2 separate regions of the Homo sapiens genome follow, and region 2 is linked to region 1. Evidence: chromatin contacts called from ENCODE Hi-C data. All regions are on one chromosome and are shown on one strand. The core of a region is the stretch at or near the end of the contact, and the rest is flanking DNA. Distances in the headings are between cores, read along the strand shown.

Region 1 (6,761 bases), core at 2,862-5,361:
AGAGCTAGAAGACAGGTAAGCAGACAACTGAAAATGTCTCCAGGTAAATTACTTAAAGACTTAAAAATGAGGGCAGCTGGTATATGGGCAGTGATGATAAGGATGTTGTGGAGGAGACACATTTTGGAAGTAGAATCCAAGAACTCAATGCACAGGAGGCTAAGCAAAGGGAGAAATCCAGAATGACTCTAGCGGAGAGTGGTAGCTGGTGATGCCATTCTCTCAGACTGGACTTTCAGGACAGGAACATCTACAACATGCTAGCAGAAAGTAGAGGATTTGCTTCTAGTTCTAAAATTGTATGATTGAAAAACAATTCAAATCCAACCCAGCTTTATTAGAAAGGGTGTGGTTTCCATAACAAGCTGATAAAATCAACAAATTAAAGATTAGATTTTTTTACCTTCTTCACCAAGACACTTCTTGGTACAGACTATGTACCCGGCATTACTTGGGTCTGATAATGTACAGATCAAAGAAGTAGTCTCTGCCTTCAAAGAGCTGACAGTATTATGGGTTTAAGAGAGATAACTGCAGGTCAACAATTAAGAAATTGAGGCCCAGTGAGGCTGCGATTTGACCACCGTTATGTTGTGTAATCCAGGTTCCTGGAGCATTTTTGTCATAACCTACATTAAACGGTCCAGGCAAATATTAGTCAAGAGGGTATGTGTTTAGATGTGCAGATAGACCTAATCTTGCTTTGGGCCTGAAGATACTCCAAAACTTAAAACATGTTAGATGAACAACTAATGATCTCTGAGTCTGAAGTAACTTTTGAGTAGCCACATGGCAGCAGACTAGGGGGCATAATAGCAAAAGGAAAGGGAAAGAGGCCTGATTTGCCATGGAACAGCCTACCTGAGCAGAGGCCAAATGCTGGGGATGCCAAAGCAGACTCTCAGGAGGCTCTGGAAGTGACAGCAGAGAAATAAATGTTCAGGGAGGGCAAAGCAGGAATCCTCTTTAGACAGGTTCCTTCCCTACCACCAGCAAGAAATGGTTTCCCATGAGACACAGAGCCACAACCCAAAGCAGATGTGCAGAAAAGCAGATGAGGATCAATGACGTAGCTCTGGATTATCCAGAGCAGACAACACAGTTCCAGTGCTCACTCGTGAGGCCATTAAATCTGAGGAATTTTATACCAGCTCTTCCCAAAGTTAAAACAAAACAAAACAAACACCTCACCAAAATCCTTCTCCTCCATCCCCCAAAGCAACTGCCCCATTTCCCTCCTTCCTTTTCAAATGCTTTAAGGAAAGAACAGTTGCATTGTCTCAGCCTTCTCAACTCCCTTTCACCCACTTGGATCTATGTTCTTCTCCCACCCACCACTTGACCTTGTCTTCTCACCCTCCCTGAACCCCCTGAGCCTTTTCCCTTTTTCTCTGCCTGGGAATTCTTCCTATTCTTCAAGACCAGTTTAACCATCACCTCCTCTGTGAAGCATTTCCATGTCAGGTTGTTCACTGCCGCCATCCTTGTGCTTCTGCAGGTTTTTCCCTATGCCTCACCACAGTTCATCTGTTCGTACTGTTACTGTTTACCTTGGTGTTCCCCAGTAGCTTCTAAGAACCTACAGTCAGGAACTGGTTTTTATTCACTTTTCTACTGCTGCCCTCCCTCTACCCTAGGGCCACCAAAAGAGACACACAAACATTCCATGAATAAATGATCAAAGGTTAAGTTTATCTTCAGAACTGCTAGGATCCACTCAATTTTTCCACCTAAGTTGTTCTAAGTTTACCTGCACATAGATACACACTGGGAAATACCTAAATTCTGAATAACAGTTTTCTTACTAAAGCATCTTAGTTATAAACACTCTATCTTTAAGCAAACAGCTGGGATGCAGTTACATTAAGTCTAGAGTTTCTCATCTACGGTTTTTAATTCCTAAGATTCTGGCCTATGGAAAGTTCATTTGTACCCTTTTCTTCTTGGGCAGTGTAAAGAGCTCTTAGGATTAGACAAGCTGCTACAGGGAAGAAATCATGTCTTATTTATACCAGTACTTAGAACCATGGCTGCTCAGTATCTCCAGAAATAAATATTTTTCTATTTGGTTTCACTTTCTGTATGAGGGAAGTACTCACAGTGAAGTTCAGATGAACAGTATTTCCTGTGACCAGTAAAAATATCACGAAAGCCCTTCAATTTTAATAAGGACATTTAAAAGCCTTTCTTTTAGGATTATGTGATTAAATCTAAACCATAAAGACCCAACCTATACTTCTGGTCTAGAAAAATAAAATTAGTACAACTTCTGAGTTCTAGCATGTTTTAGACTAATGGATCTTACTGCAGTAAAACAGAAAAAAATACTCAGAATTATTAAAAAATACGGTGAGAGTAATTTTTGTGCACAAAATGAACAATTAAAAACTGATTATACAAATTTAAAAAAAAATTGAAAGGTGGCACTGAAAGTTTCCTGCCTGAAAAGCCTTCAGGATGAGAGTATTATAAAAAGTTAGCACTGTGCACCTGACTTTCTACACTGCTTCAATATGTGACCTTGGAAATGTCATGTAATTTCTCTCATTTCTAGTTCTGTAAAATGGGAATGTCCACCTGTTCTCCTCTCAAGGACAATTACACAGATAATCAGATTAAAAATTTGGTATTTGGTGTTCTTTAAAAAAAGAAACTTGTCTAATTAGTATGCTTTAATCATCACTTGTACAGTACATTCCTCTTCAAGAATCCAATTCCAAGAGAAATATTTAAGCAGACGTTGAGGACAGATTTCCTTAAGGGAATTATTTTATAAATCTGGAAAGCAATGTAACGAGATTATAAATTAACAAACTGATTACATAAGCCTTGACAACCCGGGCTTTAAAGTACACTGCTGTATATATTCTGATAAGTTAAAGACTGGTTTGGGACATAGTGCTCCAATCCCATACAAGGAGCCCAAACTCAGGCATTTCATGTTTGATAGGAACTTGGTGGAGATTCAACAGGATGTCCAACACTTGCAAGCCATGCTTCACCTTAAAACCTGACAAAATGTTTAAGGCATTAAGTCAACTTTACCACGGTTCCTAAGACTTTAAGAATGCACATAATTAAAGGGAAGGGGGGTGGAAAGTAACATGACAGTTTGAAAGGTCCCATATCCTCAGACCTCTATAGATTTAGGAACTCCACTGCTAAATTCTCCCCAAAGCCTGAAACTCCCTATGAAACTACTGGACTGTATGCGATCCAACAGTTACAAATAGCACAGCTCCAAGAACCCCGAAGATAAAAGGCTGCCACTTTCCTGCAACCCAAGTCCAAGTAAAAGGCAGGAAGGTCCCTGTAAAATGGACCAGAAAGAAATCAACAGGCGATGACTATGGAAAAGAACGTAGATTTCCCAGTCTCCCAGTCTGCAAAAATTCTAGCTCTCCCTCGGGAATGGCACTGCTCCTCTTTCCTTACCCCTTTGCCCTTTCTCTACAGACAACATCCCCACTCTATTGTAAAGCAGTTTGACCACGGAACCCTTTTGCTGAGGCCGGATTTCTACAGTCTTCTGAAAGGGGAAAACGCATTCAAAGAACACACACCCTACCAAGCGCCCAGGGCGCGGGGCCCCGCGGGCGCCGCACTCGGCCCGCTCCGGGGCGGGGCGCGGGGATGCGGGCGCCTTCCGAGGTGCCGCAATCCCGCCGCGGCCGCAAGGGCAGGGCCTCCAGGCGACCGCGGCCGCCGCCGCAGTGACGGCTCCCGCCGGGCCCCGCCGCCGCCCCGCCGCCAGGCCGCGCCGCGGGGTCCGGGCCACCGCAGCCCGGGCCCCGCGTCCTCCCGGGCCGCGCGCTGCGGCCGGCGCCGAGAGCGCAACTTACTTTCCGCCTGCGGCGAGCGCCCCGGCCCGGGCGCCCAGCCCGGCAACAGCGGAGGCTACTGAGGCGGCGGAGGCCGGCCCCGCACCCCTGCCTACGGCCGCCGCGCCCCGCCGCGCTCCGCGCTCGCCCCTACCTCAGCCGGCAGGCGAGCGTCCGTCCGCAGCGGCCGCGGCGCCGACAACTCCCTCCCGGCCGCCGAAACCCCGCACCCAGCGCTAATCATAATACCGAGCGGGCTGCCGGCCGCGGGGAGGGGGTGCCGGGTAGCTGCGCCTGCGCGGGCTGCGCGTCACTGTGACGTCAGCGCTGGGGCGGGGCCGCGGGAAGGGCAGGGCGGGGCGGCGCGCACCTGCGGCCGGCGCGCGGGCTGCTGGAGGGCATCCTGGCGGCTTTCTGACCCCGGCGAGTCGGGGCTGAGGCGGCTGGCGGGACAAAGCGGGCAAGGCGCCCAAGGAGGATGGAGGACGGGGGAGGAGGAAGCACCAGGGACACGGAACAATGGCCGGGAAAAAGTAGCGCGAGCTGTCAGGGGAAATCGGAGGGAAGGGACCGCGTCTGTACAGGACTGCGTCTTGGCGGCAGGGGGCAGGGAGCCGCACGCGCTTTACTCTTTGGTTCCCGCCCAGGTTTAAACAAGGATAAAAAAATTGTAAAAATACATATACATACACACATGCACATATGTATATACATATATATACATAATATGATTTTTTTCTCTGTAGTTTCTTCTCCCTGGGACTCTAATTTGAAAAAATTCGGTTGATTTTGTTGTTATTTAAGCAAAATTGGAAAAGCCCAACATCTGAATGCAGTGCTGGCCTTAAAGGTCAGCGGGAGACACAGGCCCTGCTAGGCAGCCTCTGGCAACAGCATAGAAAAGTAAACGGTCGTGGGGACACATCAAAGCACGTGAAGTCAGAGATTCAAAACACGCCGGGCATTAACCATAGCCCTTGATGGTTCAGTGGTATGGTCGCCAGGCCAGGTTGCTCTGGAAGGGAGCTTAGGGATGGCCGCAGAGGGTGGGAGGGGACTCCCGACTCCCACCCCTGGAAGCATGGCATGCAATAGAGACCAGCTCTTCAGGGTTCCTGGAAGGGAACACCAACAAACCAGACGCCAGATTTCTTCAACCTGCTTTTCCCCTTCTGTTCCCACGTTGTGTCCACCCTTCCCCAAGAAAGGACCCCTAGCAAGGAAGGACACAAGCCAGAAGAGCTGCGGAGATGCTGCAGGCTTGGTTGAATTGACTGGACTGCGAAGAGAAATCTAGATGGTTTTAGCAAATCTCTGTTGACCTGCAAATGTCAAAAGCCTTTTAGCTTCTATGCATCAACTTTGCATGTCTGAAGATGATTGGGAAGCAGGAGTGGATTGTTGGGAGGTGCAAACAGTTTGATTCTTAGGGTAATAACATAGGGTTTTCTGATCAAGGGGACTCCCAGTTACCCTAATACCCTTGCATCAGGTGGTGGGAGAGCACCAGGGAAAGCCTCAGATTAGGCCTCTGCGCCTTAGGGTCCCACCTGGGATCACTCTGACCTGAAAAGACCATAAAAGAGTCATCTCATTTTGACATGGAAATCGTAACTGTAGCAGCATATTAAGCAAGAGCTCCTAACTTGGATTTGTAGAATTTGTCCTTTTGTTGCTAGAAATCAGGAAGACCATGCACTTTTCTCCTCAGGGAGATATCACTATTCAGGGAACTCTGTAGCCAACTAAAGGGAGAAAATACCACTGTAATGGTCTCCCAAGGGATTTCCAGTGGTCGAAGGCCTCCACCCCTGGGTCTGTAGTCCCTGAGTTATATCAGTAACTACAGAACAATGACGATAATATATAAGCTCTTGAAAAATAAAGTATTTATATTGCTGCTGTTTAACTAGGTTTTGAATAAATTTTCTAAGGAAAACAAGGCATAAAAGAGCAAAACAAATGAAAAAGGGCAAAATAATAAATTGATTTAAATGAAGTTGGCTGCAATACTCTTCTAGAGAAGGACGCAGTACTGGCCACATGGTAAATCATTTATTCATCCCCAGTATTTCTTGGGTAGCTGAAGTGCTGCTGGCAAGAATATGACCCAGTTTTGGTTCCACACCATAAATGTGGTGACATGATTTGATTATGCTTCGGCAATATTTTAAGATATTCAAGTACAAATTAATAGTATTACTTAAGTTGGAATTTAAGCAAATGTGCTTATAGTTAATGAAGAAACTCCTTTTCCACTCTGCCCTGGGGCTTTCTCCAACACACTGCTTTTTTAATGTTGGGTCTTTTTATGGACCTGTAAGAAGCTTTAATTAGATGTACAGCATTCTACAAAACGACAAGATGAAGCATGCTTGCTTGTATTACAGTCTCTGTGATTCAGATCTCAAAAATAACATAATGCCACCAGTTTAAGGAAGATGTTGTTTATTGGAAGGAAACCAGGGAGGTGCCACAAATTAGATCAAAATGTGAAAATTGAGCAGACTGATGAAAGAATTGTCATTTTCATCTTTGGAACCCCAAAAGCAGCATATGTAACAAGGTTATCTTCTCTGGATATTGTTAGTTTTTGTAATTTATTTCAAATTTTAAAATAAATGTATTTAAAACAACAGACATTGAATATTCATACACAGTTCAATTTTGAGTTGTGACATTTTATTTAACAACATTCCCTTTTACATATTTAACTAGTTATTTCATACATTTATACTTGTGCATTTCTAGATCCTGGCTTCACCCCAGTAGGATCAAAATAATACTTAATTGGAATGACCTAAAGAGTTCCTCAAAGACTCCTTCACCACCCTATGGGCATCAGTTAACATCTTCTACTCTTTTATCTCAGATGTCAGTTAAGGTCCTGTGTGTGTGTGTGTGTGTGTGTGTGTGTGTGTGTGTGTGTGAGAGAGAGAT
Region 2 (6,761 bases), core at 2,807-5,306, 480 kb before region 1:
ATAAATGGCCATAATCCTCATGGAAAAAGTGGATCATTTCAATACAAATGGGAAGGGCCATGATGGTGATCAGGCTCAGATGCTATGGAGGCAGACGAAGTCCCACAGTCCCCTGGGGAGGTGGTCCAGGGGCAGAACACCACCCACTCTGCTCTCCACCTCTGTAGGTGCCAGGATGAGCTTGCACTAACTCTGTGGCCAAGAGGGCGAGGCATATAAATGGGGCACAAGAAATGGAAGAGGTGAGAACTGTTGCCACTAGAGATGGCACACCCCCTCCATGACGACATGGGGACTCAGGCCCGGTGTCACCAGAGTGGCTTTCAAGAGAAGCAGGAAGTCTGGGCTTATATGTGAAAGTTCCCAGTTTTTAAAGGTGGGCAACTAGTTCCAGTAAAATAACAAAATCACCCAGCCAACTTTACATGAACCAAACGAAATTCATTCTCTCCATGTGCCTGTGATTGAGGGAAAGTGGGCTTCCTGGGTTCTCAGGGATCCAGGGAGGGAGGGACAATTCCACAGCCTCAATGTCACGAGGAGAGAATGCCTGGGCTGGGGAAGCCAGCGTGTGACGGATGTGGCCTTTGGGGAGTGGAATGCAGGGGAGAATAAGTCAGCAGGTGGGTCAGACAGCTCTGAAGCCTTGCTAGAAAGTTCTAGCCTGAAACAAAAAGCTGCCAGAGGCTCCCTCCTCCTCACACCTCCTCCTTGCCACCAGGGCTGGTCTCTGCAGGCCGGCAGCTACAGCAGGATGACTTGCAGGTTTTGCTGGCAGAGCAAGCTCCCGCCTGGCTGGGGCAGAGAGCAATTCCTCTGGCCACTGCCTGTCATGCCATAGCTGCTGGACCTCTCAAGTGACTGCCTGGGGTCTGGAGTCTGGAGTCTGGAGTCTAACTATGAGTGGGACTGGGGGGTCAGGCCCAATTCAGCTTGACTGGTCCAGCTCTCCCAGTCCTTAGCGTTCATCTTCCCTCCCCTGCCAGATGAATCTCCTTTCCAGGCTCTGCTTCCCCAGCGATTCCCAGACAGAGACAGTCCATCTCAGTCACTGGATATTGGCTAATTGATTGGGTTTTTCTGCTCCTGTTCCAGAGTCAATTGAGAAAGTCCTCAGACACCACTTTGAAGGGGAAAGATGACTCAGGTGGGATAATTTCTAATTGCCCTAAATTCTGCTCTCATGGAATTGGAAGGGACTTTGTAACACACCCCCAGCCCCTGCTTTCACACAGGGACCCCATTAAAGCATCCAGAGAGGCAGGAATCTACCAGGTTTCCCAAACCTTGGAAGAAAGGTCCCCTCCCAGTCACCTCCCCCTAGGGAGAAAAGTAGAGCATCCTAAGGGGAGAGGTCTCCGCCCCTGACCACGACCACAATTGTGAGACCTTCCTCTCTCCCTTCGCTTAACTGACAGAAATGTTTTCCTCTTTTTGAAATGTGGGAACAAGAAAGCCATTTCACTGCTAAAAAACAGACTTGGAAGCCGAGGATCAGGCCACCCTTAAGAAGGCTTTGTTGAGTCTCCAAAATATTCCACAAAGTGTTGATGTAAACAATGCACTACTAATTAAATGTTACAAAAAAAAATTCAAGTACACTGTTCCTTCCTCAAGTCTTTCTGAATCTGCAAACTTTAGACTTTAACCATGAAGTTCATCTTGCAAGTTTTAAACAAATTTTACTTAAGTTTAATCAAATTTTACTTAAGACACTTCAGTAGAACTCTCATTCCCCAAATAAAGAGTTTTAATACAGAAGAGCGGATGGCTTAAAGCACCTGATTTCCCTCTCATATAACCACTTGTGGTAATGAACTTAATAAGATAAAGGCATTGCCATTTTCCATTAAATTATATTGCTCTCAAAAGAAATCAAAATCAAAACTTTAAATATTTTAAAAATCCATTTCAAATCATGGACATTAAGAGATGTAATCTGGAATACTGCCTCCATTGCTTGACACATAAACAGACTTCAGAATATCACATCATTAAACCTAAGTTTTCTTTTAGTAAAATGAAGTTAAATAATAGTCTTTATGAATATCCAGAGACCTGTGCACTTATAATATGCACACCTGTTTGTATATTATACTTTAATATTAATCTATCTCTCTGTCTCTGTCTCTTTCTCTCTCTGTCACTCTCACTCTTTCATAATCCTTGTTCATACTCATCTCCCGGGAATACTGTGAGAATCAGAGGGGCTGATGTACTTGGCAACGATCTGTAGACCACCAAGCACTAGAAGAGGAAGAGGACACCCATCATCACAGAGCAGGTGGCCTCACACACCCACACCTATCAGAACTGGGACTGGCAAGAGGCAGTGGGACGGCATTTAGAGAAGAGGCTGGAAGAAGGCAGATTCCACCCCGCACCAGCTGTGCTGCTTAGGCAATTCTTTGACTCCTCTGTCCCAAGTGTATCTGCCTGTAAAGTGGGCACAATAACCATTGCTTCACAGGATAAACGCCAACAGGGTGGGCTAACTATGCAAATACATGACAGATGCCTCCTACAGCTGCCCACACTTCTTCTCCCCACCTACCTGCTGGCTTTAGTCCTTCCTTGTGCTCTCAGTGGCTGCTGCTGTCTGACCAGCCCCCTGCTGCCCCCCTGCCTGCTCCTGTGTGAGGGCACTTTGGGGCCAGATGCCATGCAAGATGACACGGAGGAGGCAAGGCAAAGCTGGCCCTCAAGGGTCCACCCTGGGGTCCTGATTCCAGGCCTTCTCAGGTTCCACTCTCCCCTCCTCTGTACACAGACCACTCTCCTGCTCTCTTCGTTAAGGTGTTTAACCTTCCAAAGCCTCAATATACTTGTGTGTAATAAAAAGAAAAGAAATAACAGGTTCAAGAAACCAGACAGCAGCGTGAGGATAGAGGTGACAGCCTTCACTGTTGGAAGCATCTTTTCTTGGCTCTGAGCGGTAAAGCAATGCACCCAGGGTCACAAAGACAGAGGTGGCAGCCAGGATTTTAGCCCAAGTGGCCTGACGCCAAAGTCTTGTCTCCCTCTCAATGCAGCTGTGTAGTGGGGCTAGACCCCAGTCTTCTCCATCTTCTCCCCTGATGTCCAATCTAAGCACAAGCAAGGGGCTTGCTGTGGAACCACAGCTTCAGACAAGCCCCAGCCACACCCACCTCCACTGAACGGCCACCTCTTCCTGCCACTTTGATGCAGAGATAGGAGCTGTGCCAACGCAGAGCTGCCCACAGTGGAGAGGGAGTGGAGGGTGGAGCTGATGCTCGTCTCTCAGGACTGCTTTCCCAGTGCCAATATCTAGGTCACCCTCCTGATCCCCAGTGTGATGACTCACCACTCGCCTCTGTCACAGCCTGATAAAGAACTCGAGCCATTAAGAAATGGAACAAATTACTAAATGGGAGGCACAAGAGAAACCCAGGATTAAATTAGTTCATTATTCATAAATCATAAATGACTCTTCCTCTCACTGATGCTTGTCTCTGTCTACCTACTGGCCTTGCAAGAGCAACAGACTTCTATAGGCAGGAGGTCAGAGACACAGGAGGCCCAGGCTGAGGGCCCCAGGGTTGGCAGCCACCTTTAGGCAAAACGGCTGGGCTGGCCTCGGCCCGTTGCCTCTGAGCTGCTCTCTGGACTGCAGGGTCTTGGAACTGAGTCGCCGGGTTTGTAGGGCGAACACTGCAGTGCCTGCTCCATGGCCTGCTGTGCCATGGAAAGGTTCTGATACCTGAGGTGTCTAGTATGGTTGAGACACAGTTGTTGTGTGGGCCGGGTTGCCTCTGTGAAGTATGTCACCTCTGTGCACCGGATCATCTCTGTGGAGTGTGTCCCTGAGGGCCATATCACCTTTGTGAAGCATACCACCTCTGTGGAGCATGTCACCTCTGTGGGCCAGGTCACCTCTGTGGAGTGTGTCACCTCTGTGGCCTGTGTCACCTCTGTGGAGTGTGTCACCTCTGTGGTCTGTGTCACCTCTGTGGCTTGTGTCACCTCTGTGGGCCATGTCACCTTTGTGGGCCAGGTCACCTCTGTGGAGTATGTCACCTCTGTGGAGCATGTGACCCCTGTGGGTCATGTCACCTCTTTGTGGGCCATGTCCCCTTTGTGGGCTGTGTCACCCATTGGGGAGTGTCACCTCCTCAGAGCATATGACATTTCAGGGCATATGTCATTCCTGGAATGTGCCTCCTCTCTGACGGGCGTGTCTCATGACCGAGAGTTCCTTGATGCTTTTCTGTCCTGGCTGGAAAAAGGAGCAGCCTGGGCCCCTCCCGGGGCCTGCCGTGCTTGGAATGGAGCCAGGACGGAGAGGGACCAGCCAACCCAGTGCCAAGGACGCCAGGGCATCTGTTCCCCAGCCCGGAAGGAGATCCCGCCCCGCTCTCAGTCAGGCCCCGCCCTGCAGGTCTGCAAGCCTCCTCCAAGGAAGGCGGAAGGAGCCGGGGCCGTGTCTCAGGGAGCCCGAGAGGCGGAGCCCGGGAGGAGGCCTGAGTGGGCTGGGGAGGGAACGAACCCTACCAGGATACTGGAAAGGGACACGAGAGAGAGGAGCCGCCCCCTGCTGGTCACAGCTGGGAAAGGCGCTGCAATCAAACTCAGTCCCAGGGCACGGTGCCAAGGGAGGCGGAGGAACTGCAGTGGTTCCCGATGGACATCTTGTTGCTCTTAGTGTCACCCCAGCGCATGCATGATTCCTAAGCTATGGGTCAGGGAGTCCCAAACAAACAGCAGTGTTATTCTGGAACTACTTGGATGAGGGTATTTTCCTAACTAGAGCTTACTGGGATTGTGCAAGTGGCAGGGACTACTCTCTAGGTCACCCGACGTAAGGGGCCAGTTGTATTTGAAGGGTGAGCCAAGACTAGAACAGAGGTGAAGGGAGGTGAAAAGGTGACCAAACAGCTGGGTGCTGCAAAGTGCCTGACAGCAGGAGGTGGACACAGGTTCTTATGTAACAGCAGTAAGTGCCATATGCTAACAGCCTGCCATGTGCCAGCTGTACCCAGGGTCTCTGAACCTAGCAGTGTCCCTATGCACATCTCACAGGTGAGGAAAATGAGATCTAGTAAGTGACAAGTGTCTAAGCCAGGATTTTAATCCAGGTCTGAAGAACTTCAGAATCCATGTTTTATTCATGTCACTTCTGAATTTGGGCCCATTAGCAGGGCCAATGTGCTGGCATCTTAGCAGCAGCTAAAGCAGGCATCTGCAGCCCCCTCTTGGTCTTGCCACACAGTCCTGGCTACACTGACATTCTAATTGGGAGGAAGGTCAGATTTCTCCATTCTCCATATCCAAATTCATCTTGTCCACTTTGATTCTTGGATTTGATCACTTCCCACCCCACCTCTTACTTAACTGTTCCCTGGGCAAAATTCCAGCCTTAGCCAGAAGGGCACTGTTCCTACTAAAGTCAGAAGTCAGAACTTCCTCCCTTCAGCCTCTCCAAGCTCCTTCACAGCCGGCTCCTAGACTCAGCCTGCTGCTGACATGCACAGACAGTGCCCTGGCCCGTCACTGAAGCTCCCTGGGATCCCACAACCCATCTGACTCGACACTGATTTTTACAGCTTTGCAAATAGTTGCCTTAGTTCCCTTCCCCTGAATGCATTATAAAGTTAAAGGGAGAAAAAGAAGTCTTTAAAAAATCCCCCAGCTATCTTAATTAACATGCAGAATGCTTTTCTGGCAGTGCACAGGCTGTGATAAAACGGGAAGCTTCTTAACACAACATATATTTAATCTGTGGCATTCGCTTCCACATGAAATTCAATCAGATATTTTAAGGGAGTTAACAAGGGCTCTCAGATCGAACTGTGAATAAATGCAGGTGTGATAAATACACTCAAGCTACTGAGATGTTTTATCAAATGATAAAGGTGTTGAGTGGGGTGGGGTTGAAGGACAAACCTTAATTCTAATTCTGTACGTTGTCAAAGAGGGTAGGAGAATTTATTAGACAATGCCAGGGCGATCTAATGACCCATTGCCTCTGAAAAATCAATTAAACTTGCTCATTTGTTCTGTTTTTCCAGGAATCTTTAATTCAAGTCTGCCGTATGCCAGGCACGAGGGAGGCAGTGACCAACCAATAACGCAGTTCCAGTCTCTGCCCTCAGCCCCAGCTCTGCCTGATGAAACTCACAATCTAATAGGGAAAGGTGGATAATAAACAAGTAAACAAATGCAAATGATAATTTCCAATTGGGTTAAGTAACAGAGTAAATGAGAGGGTGTTCAGGTAAGACATCTGCAAGGAGTTGATACTTGGAGTGAGACCTGAAGGATGAGGAAGGGCCCGCCATGCACCAGGGAAGAGCCTGTTGATGTTTCTGAGACCACAAAGCCCTGGGCATGTTGGGGGACCAGAAAAGAGCTGGGACTTGGTGAGCAGGCAAGCACTATAGAACAGCATTTGGTCGCATAGGTAAGCCTAACCACATATCCTTTCTTTTTTCAAATTAAAGGTTTCATCTGCTACAAATCTGTGGAGAAAGGATGGTTTGGCTGCTGGTGTGAGGAGAATAGTTCACTACAGGGAGAAGAATAAAGCCACATCTTCCATCACATACAAATGCAAACACCTAACAGATCCAAGACCTCGCTATGTGAAAGCCAACAGAAATAAAGAGTTAATAGGAAGGAAGGAGGGGAATATCTTTGTGTTGTTGGGATGAGAAGGGTGTCTTAACATAATTCAAAAACATAACCCTCGGATGAAAACTGGGCAAATCTGACTATATCAAAATTAAGAATTTTTTTAAAAG

The links. Hi-C counts contacts between places; a loop is a spot of excess contacts on that map. Pooled maps may share reads with other maps.
Region 2: a loop to region 1 is called in a map of ascending aorta, with 4 times the contacts of the local background. The contact joins the enhancer-like site here to the promoter of SNRK in region 1. A Hi-C loop is called at or near these places in 3 of 168 maps with a recorded cell type or tissue (aorta, ascending aorta and endothelial cell of umbilical vein) and 8 of 50 pooled maps.

Annotation. Positions count from the first base shown.
Region 1 is chr3:43,283,890-43,290,650 of GRCh38, reverse strand. SNRK (SNF related kinase) reads right to left here and starts at 4,111. Exons shown (of 7, transcript NM_017719.5): 1 at 3,976-4,111. RefSeq lists silencers at 938-1,165, 3,577-3,626, 3,867-4,266 and an enhancer at 3,871-4,371.
Region 2 is chr3:43,767,411-43,774,171 of GRCh38, reverse strand. No RefSeq gene overlaps it. Among named protein-coding and RNA genes, the nearest start is that of ABHD5, 80 kb to the right of the region's middle. RefSeq lists enhancers at 315-841, 3,208-3,707 and a silencer at 4,466-4,645. Within about 2 kb of position 4,056, at least 24 of the 41 ENCODE cell types and tissues checked have a DNase peak (open chromatin) inside an H3K27ac peak, as active enhancers do; they include ascending aorta, where a contact is called at or near this core.